3 separate regions of the Homo sapiens genome follow, and regions 2 and 3 are each linked to region 1. A link is a loop called in an ENCODE intact Hi-C map of the cell type or tissue named here. Cell type or tissue: HCT116. All regions are shown on one strand.

Region 1 (5,000 bases):
ATGTACTCATACACACAGTCACACACACACATACATGCACACACACATACTTATGCACATACACACGAAGATGCACATACACACGAACATATACATACATACTCATACACATGCACACACACACACGTACTCATACACACGTACTCATACATGCACACACATACTCAAACACCCACACTCACGCACTCACTCCCACACTCATACACACACGCACTCATACACACACACCCTTACACACACTCATACATTGACACACCCATAGACACATGGCTTACACACATCACACACACTAACACCCCTCGCCCACACTTTCTCTCACACACACACACTCCCTTTTCTCCCCCAGCAGTGGGGCAAGGCATTTGCACAGCCGTGCACGAGCAGAAGCCAAGCCTGGTCACTGGGTGCCTGCTCCCATGGCCTCGCCCGCCTCTCCTGTACCGTTTGTAGCAGGGGGAGCCCAGGCACTGGGCGTGCAGCAGCTCGCGGATTATCTGGCTGCTGGCCTTGGTGGAGCCCCCGAAGTGGATCTGCACCTTCTCAATGTTCATCAGCATCTTGGAGTGCATGGAGCGCAGGCGCCCCACGCTCTGCTCCATCTGCGCCAGGTCACCCCGAGGGAAGGCGCTGCCCAGCTTGAGGCTGCAGGGTGTGAGCAGAACAGAGGGAGGGTTGGCCCATGGCGGGGGCCTTGACCTTGTGTAAGCCGAATCCTTCAGTTCCGGGTCCCTTTTGTGCAGGACCCAGCTAGGCTGGGGGTCGCTGGGCAGCTTGACCCCTCAGCAGTAGTCCTTTCCACAGCATCTGAGGGCCAGACTTGCCGGGAAGGCTTTCCTCAGATGGGGAAGTGCAGGCCAGCCAAATGGAAGAAAGCCCTGCTGCCTGTCTGCAGCTGTGGGTGGAGGAGCTGAGGGCAGCCCCGGGCCTTCCCATCTCGGCGCACCTGGCCTAGCATACCTGGAACCCACAGGGCTCCAAGAGCAGCCTGAAGTCCTCTGAACTATGGACTCCCATCCTTAGGAGAAGGGGAGCAGCAGAGAGGTGGGCAGGAGCCGGAGGGAGCATGAGATGCCCACCGCCAGCCTCCTTCGTTGGCTGAGCCCACCCTCTGGCTGAGCTATACCGGACCCTCCCCCCACCGCTCTAATCCCGGGGTTGCTGAGACAGCCGAAGGCTGAGGAAGAGGTTGAGAAGTAGAGGAGCTCTCAGAGGCAGCTGGCGCCCTTGACGAAGTCCCACCGTAACTCCCAAAAGCAGGTGTGACTAGGTCTGCCTCCTACGCTCATGCCTTGGGAACTGCCAGGGAGCTAGTTCAGAAATCGGCCTGCGGCCCCCACTGTCCCATTCCAAGGAGGAGGCTCTCCACACTGTCCCACAGCACTGCCTTCTGTCACGTTCCGCTGGGCCCTCCGGAGTCATCCCTGTCCCCTGCCTTCCCCATCCAGAGCCCTGGCCCCGGACCCATATGTCCCATATGCTGTCCCATAGCATACTTGCGGCTATGCTGCCGGACCTGCTCCAGTTCAAACACCGTGTAGGGGCGGATGGAATGGTGCCCAGGTAGGCCTGGACCCGCGGGGGTCACGGGGATGGCACTGGGCAGGGACAGAGGGAGAAGGGGCGGGTCAGAGTGGGACAAGTCCGGTCCCCCAAATCCACCTGCCTAAAGAACCTTCCCACCCGCCCCCGGCCTGGAAGGGAGCGAGGGCTGGAAGCAGACACATGAAAGAAAGGGAGAGGACAGGTGGACACAGGTGAAGGGAGGAGACGCAGCCCTGCCATGCGAGGCCACGTGCCGGCGGTGTGGGCACTCACTGTCCAGTCACAGGTGTCTCCAAGGGCCGGTCACATGAGAGGCAGTGGAAATGTGCCAGGAGCTGCCTGTTAGGAATGGGACGCACACGCAGGGTGAGTGCTCTGCCCGGAAGACCCAGAAGGGCTTGGGGCTCTGCAGGCCCCTGGAAGCTCAGCCCACCAGGGTGCAGATCATGTCCCTGCTCCCCAGGAATCCATCTGCTCCCACCTCTGGGCTCACATCCCAGACCTCCCTGTCCTAACCCAAAGCCAGCAGGCTTCCCATGGGCCCCTGAGGGTGCCCTGTGCAAGTCTCGGGCGCCCCCTGGCGGCCACGAATGGGAATCCTGGAATTCAAGCCTACCACGGGCCAGGTCCTATGGGCCAGGCCCCCAGGAGCTGTCTCAGCTCTGGGTACTGAGGACCTCTCCCTGTCCCAAAGGCCCAGCTTAGCTCAGCCAAACCCTGAGAGCCTTAAGCCTCCCCTCCTCCCTTTCTCTGCTGTAATACGAAGGGGCCTGAGCTAGAAGAGCGTTTCAAGCTCTAAAATTCTGTCCCTCCAACCATGGGACAGTCCTGGGCAGGATCCGCTGTGTGCTGGCAGGAGCTGTTTGTCTGGAGACCCCCAGCCCCCTCTGCCCTCACCCCCTGAAGAGCGTGCCAGCCTCCTCCCCTGCCTCCCAGGCCTCACCTCCGCATGGCAGCCGCCTCGTCTGCCTGGTAGAGTGGGGGGCGCTCCCTGAGCTGCTGTCGCAGCGATTTCCACCGATCCTCCAGCAACTGCTTCACTGGGTCCAGCTCCAGGCGGTCCAGCTGTGGCGGGGAAAGAGGGGCCAGGGGACCTCTAAGGAAGCAGGTAGGGGGCTGACCCAGGAGAAGGTGGTGCTGTCCCGATCCTGGGGGCAAGGCTGTGGGATGGAGAGCCCCGCCATGCCCCTGCCTCACCTTGTTGTCCATCTCTGTGAGCAGCCTGTCCAGCATCTTCTGCCAGTCCTGCTCCTGCCCGCTCATCTTGGCCACCAGCTCCTGCATCATGTGGTTCAGCTGCTCCGTGGTGGCATCAAACTGGACACGGCTCACTTTGGTGGCCAGAGCACTCTTGTCGGCTTTCTGCCCAGAGACAGACAGAGGTCCCCGCATCTGGGAGATGGCCATGGAGGGGCCCCATTCCCTGGGGGTGTCGACCCCTATCACCAGGCAGGTTTCTGAGAGCCCACACTCGTCTCGCCAGCTCCCCTCCACTCAGTCTCTCAAAGAACAGTCAGCGAGACCGCCCTGGGACACAGCGTGGCTCCTGGGGCCTGGCACCCACCACATCGATCTCCATCTCCAGGTGCTCCCTGTTGGCCTTTTCCTTTTCGAGCTTCTCCAGACCCTGGTACAGCATCTGGGGAGGCCAAGTGAACAGAGAAAAAAAGAGCCAGCAGCTGCGGGGCTAGGGCACCACATTGAGCCCCGGCCCCATCCCAGCCACCCTGCGGCCGCTCACAGCAATGTCCTTCTGTTTCTGCCGATGGTCCTCGATGAGGTTGCTGGTGGTGATGTTGAGCTTCTCGCAGTCACCCTGCACCTGCAGGATGGCACTCTGCACACGGCCCAGCAGCTCCTCGTCCTGCGGCAGGAGGGATGGGAAGGCTCTCGGAGGCTGCTGGCGCGATCCCACCCCCTGCTGCCATAATATTGCTGCCCCAGGTAAGTTGGCCCTTAAAACATCTGCAAGGCTGGGAGCGGTGGCTCATGCCTGTAGTCCTGGCACTTTGGGAAGCTGAGGTGAGGCGAGAGGATCACTTGAGCCCAGGAGTTCAAGAACAGCCTGGGCAACATAGGGAGACCCTGTCTCAAAAACAATGGAAAACAATTTTCCACTAACAGTGCGGGAGGCCCTCTGTCTGCCCTTTCTGGGTGTCCACCCCCACAGGACACAAGCGTCAGTCACCTACATCCCCATGGACTAGCCTTGTGACCCTGGCCTGCCGGTCAGGGGTCATTAGAGGTGATGGAGGCTCAGGAGTGATGTGCTGTCCCGGGGCACTTGAGAGCTGGGCTGTGGGCTTTATTCTCCCCTCCTCTCCTGGCCCAAATCTGAGTTCCTCAGCCCAAGAGGCAGGACCCAGGATTTGTGGCTGTGCCCGCCCCCACCAGCAAGCCTGCCCTTTCTAGGGAAATTGAGAAGGGGTTGGAAGACTCGCGTGCCAGGGAGTCAACATCTCCTACAGTTGGGCCTGTGTCTCCAGGGCACGCGAAGGGCACTGATCTGTCCTCAGCCGGCCTGTGCTGTCCCACCCCATCAAGCCAGCTCTTCCCCATGGTCTCCTGTCCCCAAAGCTAGTTCTGCTGCTACCCTCGCTGTGGACCTGCAGAAAGACCAGGGACTCTTGTGGGATCTGGCTAAAGGGCTCCGCCACGGAGAGCTGACCTTGAGGCCCAAACACCCGCCCCACTTCTGTGGGTCTGCAGCAGGGTGGCCCTCCTCTGTGGGGCCATGTCCAGTTGCAGCAGGAGGGAGGCGAGCAGAGCCCCACCTGTCTCTGGAGCTTGGCCTTCTTGGAGGGTCGGGAGACGGCCAGGCTGTTGACCATGTCTTGGAGTTGCTCATAGCGCCGCACCAGCGTGCTGACCTGATGGCTCACATCCAGGCTGCAGGCTGGACAGGTGGCCTCAGGGTCGATCTGGCCAGGAGCCAAGGTGTGGGCCTTGTGCGGGGCCATGCTCATGGACAGGAGCGTGGAGGAGGAGGTCAGCATGCTCTCAATGATCATCCTGAGCTTGTCCAACTGCGTGCAGGAGAGACGGCAGCAGCAGGGCAGTGAGGCCAGTCACGGCCACGCTCTGCCCATGCTGGCACTGCCCCTAGCCTGTGTGCCTCTCCCCTGTCGTGCCCTGGGCAGTTGCTGCATCCTCAGTGCCTCCCAGAGCATGTGCCATCATGGGCATCTATCCAGTAAACGGTGAGTAGAGAGAGTTCTCCGAGAACACAGTGTCAACACTGAACCAAGCCCTTGCCAGAAGAAGGCCTCTGGAGCTTTCTCCAGCCAGCCCACCAGCTCAGCATGAGAACATCTCTTCTTTAGCTAAATCGTAAAGTGCTGCTGCCAGTTAGCCGGGCCATAAACACACAGAGGACCGTAATGACACACAGGCCCCGCCCCAGGCTCTGGGGCTGTGAGGGGTGGGCTTGCACACGCTCCTGCTCACATGCCATGGGG
Region 2 (5,000 bases), 270 kb before region 1:
ATCATTCTCTCTGCTTTTCCTCCTTCCTCTCCGAGGCACCTTGGCAGAATCCCTTTCTTTCCTTTTTTTTTTTTTTGAGACCAAGTCTCACTCTGTCACCCAGGTTGGAGTGCGTGATCTCGGCTCACAGCAGCCTCCTGGGTTCAAGCGATTTTCATGCCTCAGCTTCCTGAGTAGCTGGAATGACAGGTGCCTGCCACCATGCCAGGCTAATTTTTATATTTTTAGTAGAGATGGGGTTTCGCCATGTTGGCAAGGCTGGTCTCGAACTCCTGACCTCAGGTGATCCGCCAGCCTCGGCCTCCCAAAGTGCTGGGATTACAGGCATGAGCCACCTTTCTTTGGCCTTGTGCCCCTCAGAGTTCCGTTCTAGCACAGTAGTATCTGCGAGCATCACCTGGGGCCTGTGGGAGGCAGGCAGGCATGCAGGGCCCACCTGCACATCAGATCCAGCAGGTCCGGGTGGCCCTGAGAATTCATATTTCTTTCTTTTCTTTTTTTTTTTTTTTTTTTTGAGACGGAGTCTTGCTCTGTCGCCCAGGCTGGAGTGCAGTGGCGCTATCCGGACTCACTGCAAGCTCCGCCTCCTGGATTCACACCATTCTCCTGCCTCAGCCTCTCGAGTAGCCGGGACTACAGGTGCCCAGCACCGTGCCCGGCTAATTTTTTGTATTTTTAGTAGAGATGGGGTTTCACCGTGTTAGCCAGGATGGTCTCGATCTCCTGACCTTGTGATCCGCCCGCCTTGGCCTCCCAAAGTGCTGGGATTACAGGCGTGAGCCACCGCGCCCGGCCTGAGAATTCATATTTCTGATAAGTCCCCAGGTGATGCTGCTACAGCTCATCCAGAACCATGGCTCCAATTGGAAAGTTCTCAATACGGGATGCCCACTTTTATTCACCTGGGAACTTAATATACTGATGCTCTGACCACAATAATCCAACTTATTTGGTCTGGGGAGGGGTCCTGGCCTGGGGATGTTTTAAAAGCTCTCTGGGAGATTCTAGTTTGCAGCCAGGGCTGAGAATCTCTGTCCCAGGCCCCCTTCCCAATGTCACCTCCCTACTCTCTCCCCAGATATTCTCATTTTCCGGCAGTCCCAGACCCATCTTTGCTCTCACGAGCTCCTAGGGGAACCCCCAGCCCCAGTTCCCTCCCATATGCCTACGTCCACCTCCCCGCTGCCCTCGGCTGTCCTGGCCACCTCATTTCAGCATGACCCAGCCGGCCCCATTCCTCTCCCCAAATATGCTCTGTTTCCTGTGTTCCCGCCTCAAGTGGAGGTGCCCCCTCTTCCCAGTTGTCCCCAACAGAACCCTGGGCATCACCGGGCCCCGTCCATCTCACTCACTGTCCCCTTCAAGCAGTCACCAAGTCCACCTAATTCTGCCATCTCCATCTCAGATCTGCCCACCTCGCCCTGTGCCATGGTCCCTTCCCCGGCCAGGCCACCACTCTCTCTCCGCTGGATTTCCACCCTGGCTCCTCGTGGGCCTCCGTGTCTTCATTCCCACCCTCTTAGTCATTCTCTACATGGCAGCCAGAGCCAGCTTCTAAACACTGGCCTGGAAGCATCCCCTCCCCAGCAGCTTCTGGGGGCTGCAGGAGAGAGTGCAGCCTGGGTCCTGTGCCGGAAGGGCCTGTGTGGTCTGCCCATCTGGTCGCCCTCGCCCCTGAGTCCCCCTCCTTTCCCCTGACTGCCATGCCTTCTGCATGGGACATTTCATCCCTCCCCCGGCTACACTTGCTTCCTCCCACACTACCGATCCTGACCCGCAAGTGTGTCCAGCCTGGGGGCACCCACAGCACTCCAGCTTCTCCCACCAATGCTTGTCGGCATCACAGACCTCCCCCACCAGGCTGGGAGCTGCCAGGGTGCAGGGTTGTACCCCAGTGAACACATTGCCTGGTACATGGCAGGGGCTTGATGAGCATGAGAAAGTGGCCGGAACCCTCAGGGCTCTGTGGCCTGAGCTTGTAAATCCCACTGCCCCAGTCGGGCCAGACAGAGATGGGCTGGCCCCGTCTGTGGGCAAAGAGGAGCATTTCAGCTGGAGGCCAGGGAAGGGGCCCAGGGCCTCCGTGGCCTGGGCTTTGAAGCCCCTTAGAGCGCTTCTGAGCTTTGGCCACTAGGGGGCCACATGGGCACAGGCAGCTGTCCCTGCCCCAGCCTCACCTTCTGCGCCTGCAGCTTGTAGGCGATCTGGCTGGGGCCGTCGCTGGGCCGCACCTGGCTGCGGGGCAGGTGCTCCAGCCAGGAGCTCAGGTTATCCTTGCAGTTCTTGAACTGCTGGTAGGTGAGGGCGGCATCCTGCACCACCTTCTCCCTGCAGGAGGACGAGGCCCAGAACAGAGATAAGACCTGCCCCGTGGGGACAGGGGCAGGTGCACAGGGAGGCTGATGGGAGCCTCCTCCTGGGGGCAGGTCAGGAGGCCCGAGTGGCCTGCTGTGCAGATCCCCACTCCCTGACCCTGGGAATTCAGAGATGGGACAGTCTCTACCAGGCACCACCCTGGGAGGTAAGTGCTGTTGTTATCCCATTTTAGAGATGAGGAAACAGCTTCAGAGACGTGAAGTCACTAGCCCAGGATCACACAGCTTGTAGACAGCAATGCCTGGCTCTGCACCAGCCCACACCCTGTGCCCCGAGGACCCAGTCGCTCACCGCAGGTCCAGCTGGTCCCCTACGGCGTGGTAGCGGTCGGTGAGGGCTCGCACCTGGCGCTGCTGGCGAGGCAGGTCTTGGCAGAACTCCTGGAAGTTGTTCTGCAGGGCAGCGCATGCGTGCTCCGAGGCCTTCAGCGCGCGGTGTAGCCGCAGCACGCAGGTCTGCTGTTCCAGCAGCTCCCTCCGCTGGCGCTGCAGGAGGAGGGGACGCAGCCGTGCACCCTCGTGGCTGGGGAGACGCCGTGTCCACCCACCCGCCCCTGAATGCTGGGTTCCCCTGACACCAGGAGGCCCCGGCTGGTCCCTTACCTGCAGCTCGCTGACCCTCTCCTGCAGAGCCCCCGGTTCAGCAGGGATGGGGGCCTCCTGCACCAGGGTGGCCTCGAAGCCTCGGATGACCCTGTCCGCATCCTGGATCTGCCGCTCCAGATCCAGGGCAGCCTTGGCTCTGCCGCAGAGGAGGCAAGGCTCAGACACTCCCTGGGCCACACGCTGCTGCCCTGCGTGGCTGCCCTGTCCCCAGAGCACTCACTTCTCCCCGTAGAGGCTGCACAGAACCTGCACGTCACTGAACTTGTTCTTCACGCTGTTGAGGGCTACGGGCAGCTGCAGGGCAGCGGGGCCCACGGGCCGCGTGGACAGAAACGCCTCGCACTCCTTCTGGGCTGTCTCCTTCTCCGTTCCCAGGCTCTGCAGGCGCTGGGCTGTGCCCTAAAGAGGGGCGGGGTCAGGGATCTCTGGGCAGGTGGGTTCCGCCCGACTCTTCTACCAGGATACCCTAACTCTGCGCCCATGGAGGCAGTAGAGTGTGGTGGGTACATGCTTGGGCTCAGGCCAGAGAACTGCGTTCAGTCCTGGCGCTACTCGTTCCTCTGTGGATGACCTGGGGCAGAGCAAACTGTCTGACCCTCAGTCTCCTCATCTACAAAATGACTGATAGGAGGGGCCGGGCGCAGTGGCTCACACCTGTAATCCTAGCACTTTGGGAGGCCAAGGCGGGTGGGTTGCTTGAGGTCAGGAGATCGAGACCAGCCTGGCCAACATGGCGAAACCCTGTCTCTACTAAAAATACAAAAATTAGCCGGCCGTAGCAGCGCGCACCTGCAATCCCAGCTACCCAGGAGGCTGAGGCAGGAGAATTGCTTGAACCCCAGGAGGTGGGGGTTGCAGCAAGCTGAGATCACACCGCTGCACTCCAGCCTGGCAGACAAGAGCAAGACTCCATCTCAAAAAAATAAAATAAATAAAAAAGAATGATTGATGGGAGGATGACACAAGAGCCTGTGTCCTGAGCTCAGCAGTGAGCGCCAGGCACAGTTACCTACAGTCATCTTCATGTCACTGTCCTGCTCACAAGACCATCAGGTCCCCTGGCCCTGTCGCTCCAGCCAAAGCCCTGGCTCTGCCCACTAGGGACTGTTGCCCTCATTCTTTCATCAGTTATTCACTCATCTGCCTGGTCCATCACCGAGCAGTGCTGACTCTGCACCAGGCACCACCCACCGCCCAGTCTAACTGGGCTTCTCCTGGACCCCAACACCGCTGATGTGGCAGATGCTATGACTTCAAAACCTAAGGACCCAGCTTCTTGGGAGGTGAAGACAGGGGGATTGTTTGAGACCAGGAGGTTGAGGCTACAGTGAGCCTTGATCATGCCACTGGCCCTCCAGCCTGGGCAACAAAGCAAGACCCCGTCTCAAAATAATAATAATATGGCCAAGTGCAGTAGCTCATGCCTGTAATCCTAGCACTTTGGGAGGCCAATGCGGGAGGATCGCTTGAGCTCAGGAGTTTGAGACCAGCCTGGGCAACATGGCAAAACCCCATCTCTACCAAAAAAATTAGCTGGGCTCAGTGTTGTACCTGTGGTCCCAACTACTCGGGAGGCTGAGGTGGGAGGATCACTCAAGCCTGGGAGGTGGAGGTTGCAGTGAGCTGAGATTATACCATTGCACACCACTGCACTCCAGCCTGGGTGACAAAGTGAGACCCCATCTCATAAAACAAAAAACAGACCAGGTGCGGTGGCTCACGCCTGTAATCCCAGCACTCTGGGAGGCCGAGATGGGTGGATCACTTAAGGTCAGGAGTTCGACATCAGCCTGGCCAACATGGTGAAACCCCATCTCTACTAAAAATACAAAAATTAGTTGGGCATGGTGGTGTGTGCCTGTAATCCCAGCTACTCCGGAGGTTGAGGCAGGAGAATTGCTTGAACCTGGGAGGCAGAAGTTGCAGTGAGCCAAGATCGTGCCACTGCACTCCAGCCTGGGTGATGCAGAGAGACTTTGTCTCAAGAAAAGAAAAGAAACTGGTTTGGAAGGATAACCC
Region 3 (5,000 bases), 250 kb before region 1:
CCTCGGTGTCCCAGCCTTAGCCAGCTGTGCTGGCAGTGAGTTCCCGACCCCACCTAGCTACCTGCCACTTCCCTCCCCGAGCCAGTGAATCACCGGCTCAGCCACTAGCACCTGAGCCAGCCTGGCTGGGCCCTGGGAGGGGTAGTTGGGCTGGCTGGGGCAGGGAGGCAGCAGCATGTCCCCCATCCCCACCTCCTCGCACTCCAGCCCTGTGTTCCCCTATACCTCCTCCACCCCAGGGAGCCTTGCCAGCATGCTGGCTTCAGTAGCCATCTAGAGGAGCCTCACACTGTCGGAGCCGGGGAGGTGGGGCAGGCGCAAGAGACTACTGGGCACCCTAACATTCTCCAGAGTTGAGGGTTCAAAGCCCAGATTGGGCTCTGACTTGCTCTGAGTCACATGGTCAGGGGTGGAGGGGAAACCTTGCTTCCACCCCAGGGCTTTTTCTGTGCATTCGCCCTGCAGCCTCCATAGAGCACCTGCTGTGTGCATGCACTCACTGTGCGGAGGTCACAAGGTCAAGCAGACCTAAAAGAGGGCAGATTGGTCCAAGCCTTATGAGCACAGTGCCTTATGGGGGATCATTATGCTGGGGCAGGAGAAGCCTTGAACTGGGTCAAAGGATGGGCCCCCCCAGGCAAAGGGACAGTGCTGGTGAAGGCACAGCAGTCTGGAAGAACTCTGTGGCCAAGACACCCTGGTTTCATCTTTCTCCATCAGAAAGATGATGGACTTGACCTTGGTCAAGTTACTCAACCTCTCTGTGCCTGAGGTTCCTCACTTGTAAAGCGGGATTTTAATAAAAATATCTATGCCTTAGGGCTATTGTGAGCATTAATTGAATTTATCCATCTGAAACGTCCAGTGCAGGCCTGGTGCAGGGTCGGCACCCAGCACGTGTTAGTTTTTATCCCATTAGAGGGCTAGTGCCTTGAAGGCAGGGGCTTGTTGGTTCTGTCTACAGTGACATCTCCAGTGCCTAGAACAGTCCTGGCATACAGTAAGTGCTCAGTAAGTTCATGTCAAACGAGTGGATCGCACGTGAGGGGAGAGCCAACAGGGCCCTGAGGACGGAGCTGCCCCAGGCCAGGAGCGCACTGCTGGGGAGCCTGCCTGGACAGTGGGAGCTGCAGGTGCTGGGCCCTGGGCGCCCCTCCTCAGGTCCCGCCTCCTGGGATGGCTGCTCCCACCGGGAGCTGCACACTCCACCCTGGGTGGGGCTCAGGTGCCCCAGGGAGGACAGGTCACTCAGCGAGAGTGTTAGCTGAGAGTCTTAACCACTGTCTTTCCCGTCCGCCCAGACACCCAGCCTCGGTGTCTGTTGGTGCCTTGATCCCTATCGGGGTAATGGGCACCCCCACTCCCACACCAGCCTTTCATCCCTGAGGTCATCTCGACACCCTGGACCCAGGCGGGCTGCTGCCTCCTCTGCAGACGAGCTGAAGCCAGTGAGTGGGAAGAACACCGCCCAATCCATCCACAGATTGCTGAGGCTGGGCTCCAGAGAGCCGGGTGGTCCAAGGGAGGCCCAGTGCCCCCTGCACCACACCCACTGGAAAAGGAAGCCCCAGCTCTATTTTGTTTTAACAGACAGGGTCTTGCTCTGTCACCCAGGCTAGAGGGCAGTGGAGTGATCACGGCTCACTGCAGCCTCGACTTCCCGGGCTCAAGTGATCCTCTCACCTCAGCCTCCCAAGTAGCTCTGACTACAGGCATGCGCCACTACATCCAGATAATTTTTGTATATTTTTTGTAGAGACGGGATTTCATCATGTTGCCCAGGCTGGTCTCGAACTCCCGGGCTCAAGTGATCTACCCGCCTCGGCCTCCCAAAGTTGTAGGATTGCAGGCGTGAGGTATTGCGCCAGGATTTTTTTTTTTTTTTTTTTTAAGACAGAGTCTCAGTCTGTCACCCAGGCGGGAGCGCAGGGGTGTGATCATGGCTCACTGCAGCCTCAAACTCCTGGGCTCAAGCAATAGGCACGAGCCACCATGCCTGGCTATTTTTTATTTTTATTTTTTTACAGAAACAAGATCTCCCTATGTTGTCCAGGCTGGTCTCGAGCTCCTGGGCTCAAGGAATCCTCCCGCATTGGCCTCCTGAAGTTCGGGGATTATAGGCGTGAGCCACGGCGCCCGGCCATGAACCCCTAACTCTTCAATACAACAAGGCCCTGGGTGAGAACTCTGGGGAGGGCTGTGGCTTAGGCAGGAGGCAGCACAGCCCCTGCATCCCTACCCCAGGGATCCCACCCCGTCCCCTCAGTCCTCATGCCCTGTACCCAGGCTCCAGGGGTCATCCCAGCCAAGTAGAGCCTTGGGGCAGAGCTGCAGTCAGGCAGCCAGGCTCTCCTGTCTCCCAGGCTCTCCTGTCTCCCAGGCTCTCCTGTCTCCCAGCCTCTGGCAGAGGAGGGCCTCCGTGCAGGCTCCTGTCCAGCACTTCTCCCGCGAAGCGGCCTCAATCCGTGGCCCTCAGGCCCCCTTAGAGGATGTAGGGAGCCCCAGGTCATCCCCTGCCTCCTGCCAGGGCTGAAGTTCGGCCTGGGCCTGCGGCTCCCAAGGCAGGGAGAGAGTCCATCCCTGGGCCCTTTGGCCTCAGGACACCAAATGCCAGCACGGGGCTGGTCCTGGGCTCTGGGCCGCCGCCGCCGCCAGGTGGCTCAAGGACCTGGGCCTGGCACCACCCCCACCCCAGTTCCCCGGCTCCCCATCCCCCAGTCCCACTTACCGGCTGTGCCTGCTGGGGGAGCCTTTGGGGGACCCCTTGGCGGGGGAGCCCTTGGGGGACCCCTTCCCCTGGGAGCCTTTGCTCAGCCCCTTGAACATGGTCGTAAAGGCAAGTGCTGGCTCAGGCTGGGCTTGGCTGGCGAAAGACGGCAGGAGGGCAGGTGGGAGGCAGCGGGCGTCCTCACTGGCTGGTCAGCTAAGTCTGGCGAGGTGGGGCGGCTGGGCACTGGGGAAGGGAGTTTCTGGGAGGCCCCTCCTTGCAGGTGAGGCAGCGGGCGGGCGGCCGGGTCCCAGGCCTGACGCGCATGCACCCACAACGGCCACACTCATGCCTCCTCCTGCACAACCAGTCTGGGAGGAAAGGGCACAGCCCTGAGGGCGGGGCCGAGCCTGCCCGACTCCCACAGAAGGTTTGGACTTGTTACACCCACATGCCTAGGGGAGCGCAGCGGCGATCACACCCAGATAGGGAAGGAGTTGGGCCAGGACAGACAGGGCTGGAGACAGACGTGCACATGCAGGTGCAGGCTCAGCGGAGAGGCCCCAGCCCCGGAGCTCAGGATTAATAAACACCTCCAGCCAGCTCAGAGGACCTGCTGCCAGGCAGGCCCCCACCCACAGCTCTCAATCCCCCAGGAGAGGAGGGGGTGTCCTGCCAGCCCAGGGCCTGACTCTCTGTTCTCCACTGACATGATGGGGCAGTCAGGGGACGTTCACTCCAGACAACTGGCACAAGGTCCATTTTTTTTTTTTTTAAGAGACAAAGTCTCGCTCTGTCACCCAGGCTGGAGTGCAATGGCATGATCTCGGCTCACTGCAACCTCTACCTCCCGGGTTCAAGCGATTCTCCTGCCTCAGCCTCCTGAGTAGCTGGGATTACAGGTGCCCGTCACCACGCCCAGAAAATTTTTGTATTTTTAGCAGAGAAGGGGCTTCACCATGTTGGCCAGGCTGGTCTCGAACTCCTGACCTCAAGTGATCCACCCGCCTCGGCCTCCCAAAATGCTGGGATCACAGGCATGAGCCACCACGCCTGGCCCCATTTTATAAAGTGTGCACAGTGCAGCAGCACCAGGGCTGGCTTCAGGCGCCAGTAAGCCTGGGCTCTGGCTGAGGCCCGGGAGCCTGATGCACTTGGCTTTTCCTACCTGCCTCTTCCCCCACCCAGAAATGGCCCCTGGTGGCTTTTATGAAGTCAGATTGAGTGGCAGACAGTGATGCCAGCTTATTGGTCTTTTCCTCACACTGGGTACCAGGGCTGCTGCCTTTTCCTTCTGTGGTGGCCCTGAGCGTCTTCAAGAAAGAGGCGATGGCACCCCCCTTTCCAGGCGCTCATTTCACTGGCCCAGCGTAACAGGCCCCTTCTGCGGGGTGGCGTCGCTTTCCAGGTCATTCCTGAAACCCCCGTGGTTTTAGTGGAAGGAGGGCTTGAGGGGGAGCCAGGGGATGGAACAGACTGACTGGGTGACATCACCTGGACATCCTGGCAGGCCTCGCTGAGGACAAAGCACAGCCTGGCAGGAGAGAAAGATCCCAGCAGACGGGGGAGACCAGGGACCGACGCCTGATACTGGCCTCAGGCCCCCATGGGATAGAAAAGTCCTGCGCCCTTTTTGGCTGAATTTCATGGGAAGTCCCTGAACTCGGCCGTGGAGAGGGGATGCAGGACACCCCCATTCCTAGAGGTGGAGGAGCTGACAGGGGCAGTAGGGGTGGGGAGGGCAGTGGCAGCCCCTGACAGCAATGAGGAAACAAAGAGGTCTCCAGTGTCCTTGGCTCCCAGCCCGTGTCTTGAGTGAGATGGCACCAGGGATGACTGGCCACTCAGCCTCTGCCCCAGCCTGCTCCCACTTTATTCCTGGTGACACTTGTCTTCTAGCCACTCATTGCACACCTGCAATCAGCTGTCTTCAGAAAGGAGCCGTTTGTGTGAATGACTACGGGGGCCAACGCCAGCCTCACCCCTGGCCTCCCTGACTCGCCTTTTTCTTTTCTTTCTTTTTTTTTTGAGACTGAGTCTCGCTCTGTCTCCCAGGCTGGAGTGCAGTGGCGCCATCTCGGCTCACTGCAACCCCTGCCTCCCAGGTTCAAGTGATTCTCCTGTCTCAGCCTCCCGAGTAGCTGGGATTACAGGCGCCCGCCACCACGCGCGACTAATTTTTTGTATTTTTAGTAGAGACAGGGTTTCACCACGTTGGCCAGGCTGGTCTCGAACTCCTGACCTCAGGTGATTCGCCCACCTCAGCCTCCCAAAGTGCTGGGATTACAGGCAT

Evidence for each region. Hi-C counts contacts between places; a loop is a spot of excess contacts. Peaks named below come from ENCODE experiments on the same cell type or tissue, not always from the same donor. Only the 100,000 strongest peaks of a DNase experiment are listed, where the experiment ranks them.
Region 2: it touches region 1 in a loop (6-fold over the local background); 36 of 110 quality-filtered maps call a loop at or near these places.
Region 3: a loop joins it to region 1, with 4 times the contacts of the local background. A loop is called at or near these places in 33 of 110 quality-filtered maps.

Annotation. Positions count from the first base shown.
Region 1 is chr17:76,277,548-76,282,547 of GRCh38, forward strand. It overlaps QRICH2 (glutamine rich 2), which reads right to left. Exons shown (of 19, transcript NM_001388453.1): 8 at 4,317-4,568; 9 at 3,284-3,406; 10 at 3,107-3,181; 11 at 2,740-2,904; 12 at 2,486-2,607; 13 at 1,816-1,881; 14 at 1,494-1,595; 15 at 442-642. Among named protein-coding and RNA genes, the nearest start is that of UBALD2, 15 kb to the left of the region's middle. RefSeq lists an enhancer at 1-405. In HCT116, a CTCF peak has its summit at 2,129 (motif pointing left); a DNase peak (open chromatin) is centred at 2,094.
Region 2 is chr17:76,012,249-76,017,248 of GRCh38, forward strand. EVPL (envoplakin) reads right to left here. Exons shown (of 22, transcript NM_001988.4): 15 at 3,202-3,380; 16 at 2,979-3,117; 17 at 2,668-2,861; 18 at 2,178-2,328. Among named protein-coding and RNA genes, the nearest start is that of EVPL, 13 kb to the right of the region's middle. In HCT116, CTCF peaks have their summits at 2,135 (motif pointing right) and 2,335; a DNase peak (open chromatin) is centred at 2,103; H3K27ac peaks cover 662 bases.
Region 3 is chr17:76,024,373-76,029,372 of GRCh38, forward strand. It overlaps EVPL (envoplakin), which reads right to left and starts at 2,934. Exons shown (of 22, transcript NM_001988.4): 1 at 2,729-2,934. The coding sequence starts at 2,826. RefSeq lists an enhancer at 2,516-3,403. In HCT116, a CTCF peak has its summit at 2,646 (motif pointing right); a DNase peak (open chromatin) is centred at 3,069; H3K4me3 peaks cover 1,826 bases; H3K27ac peaks cover 3,235 bases.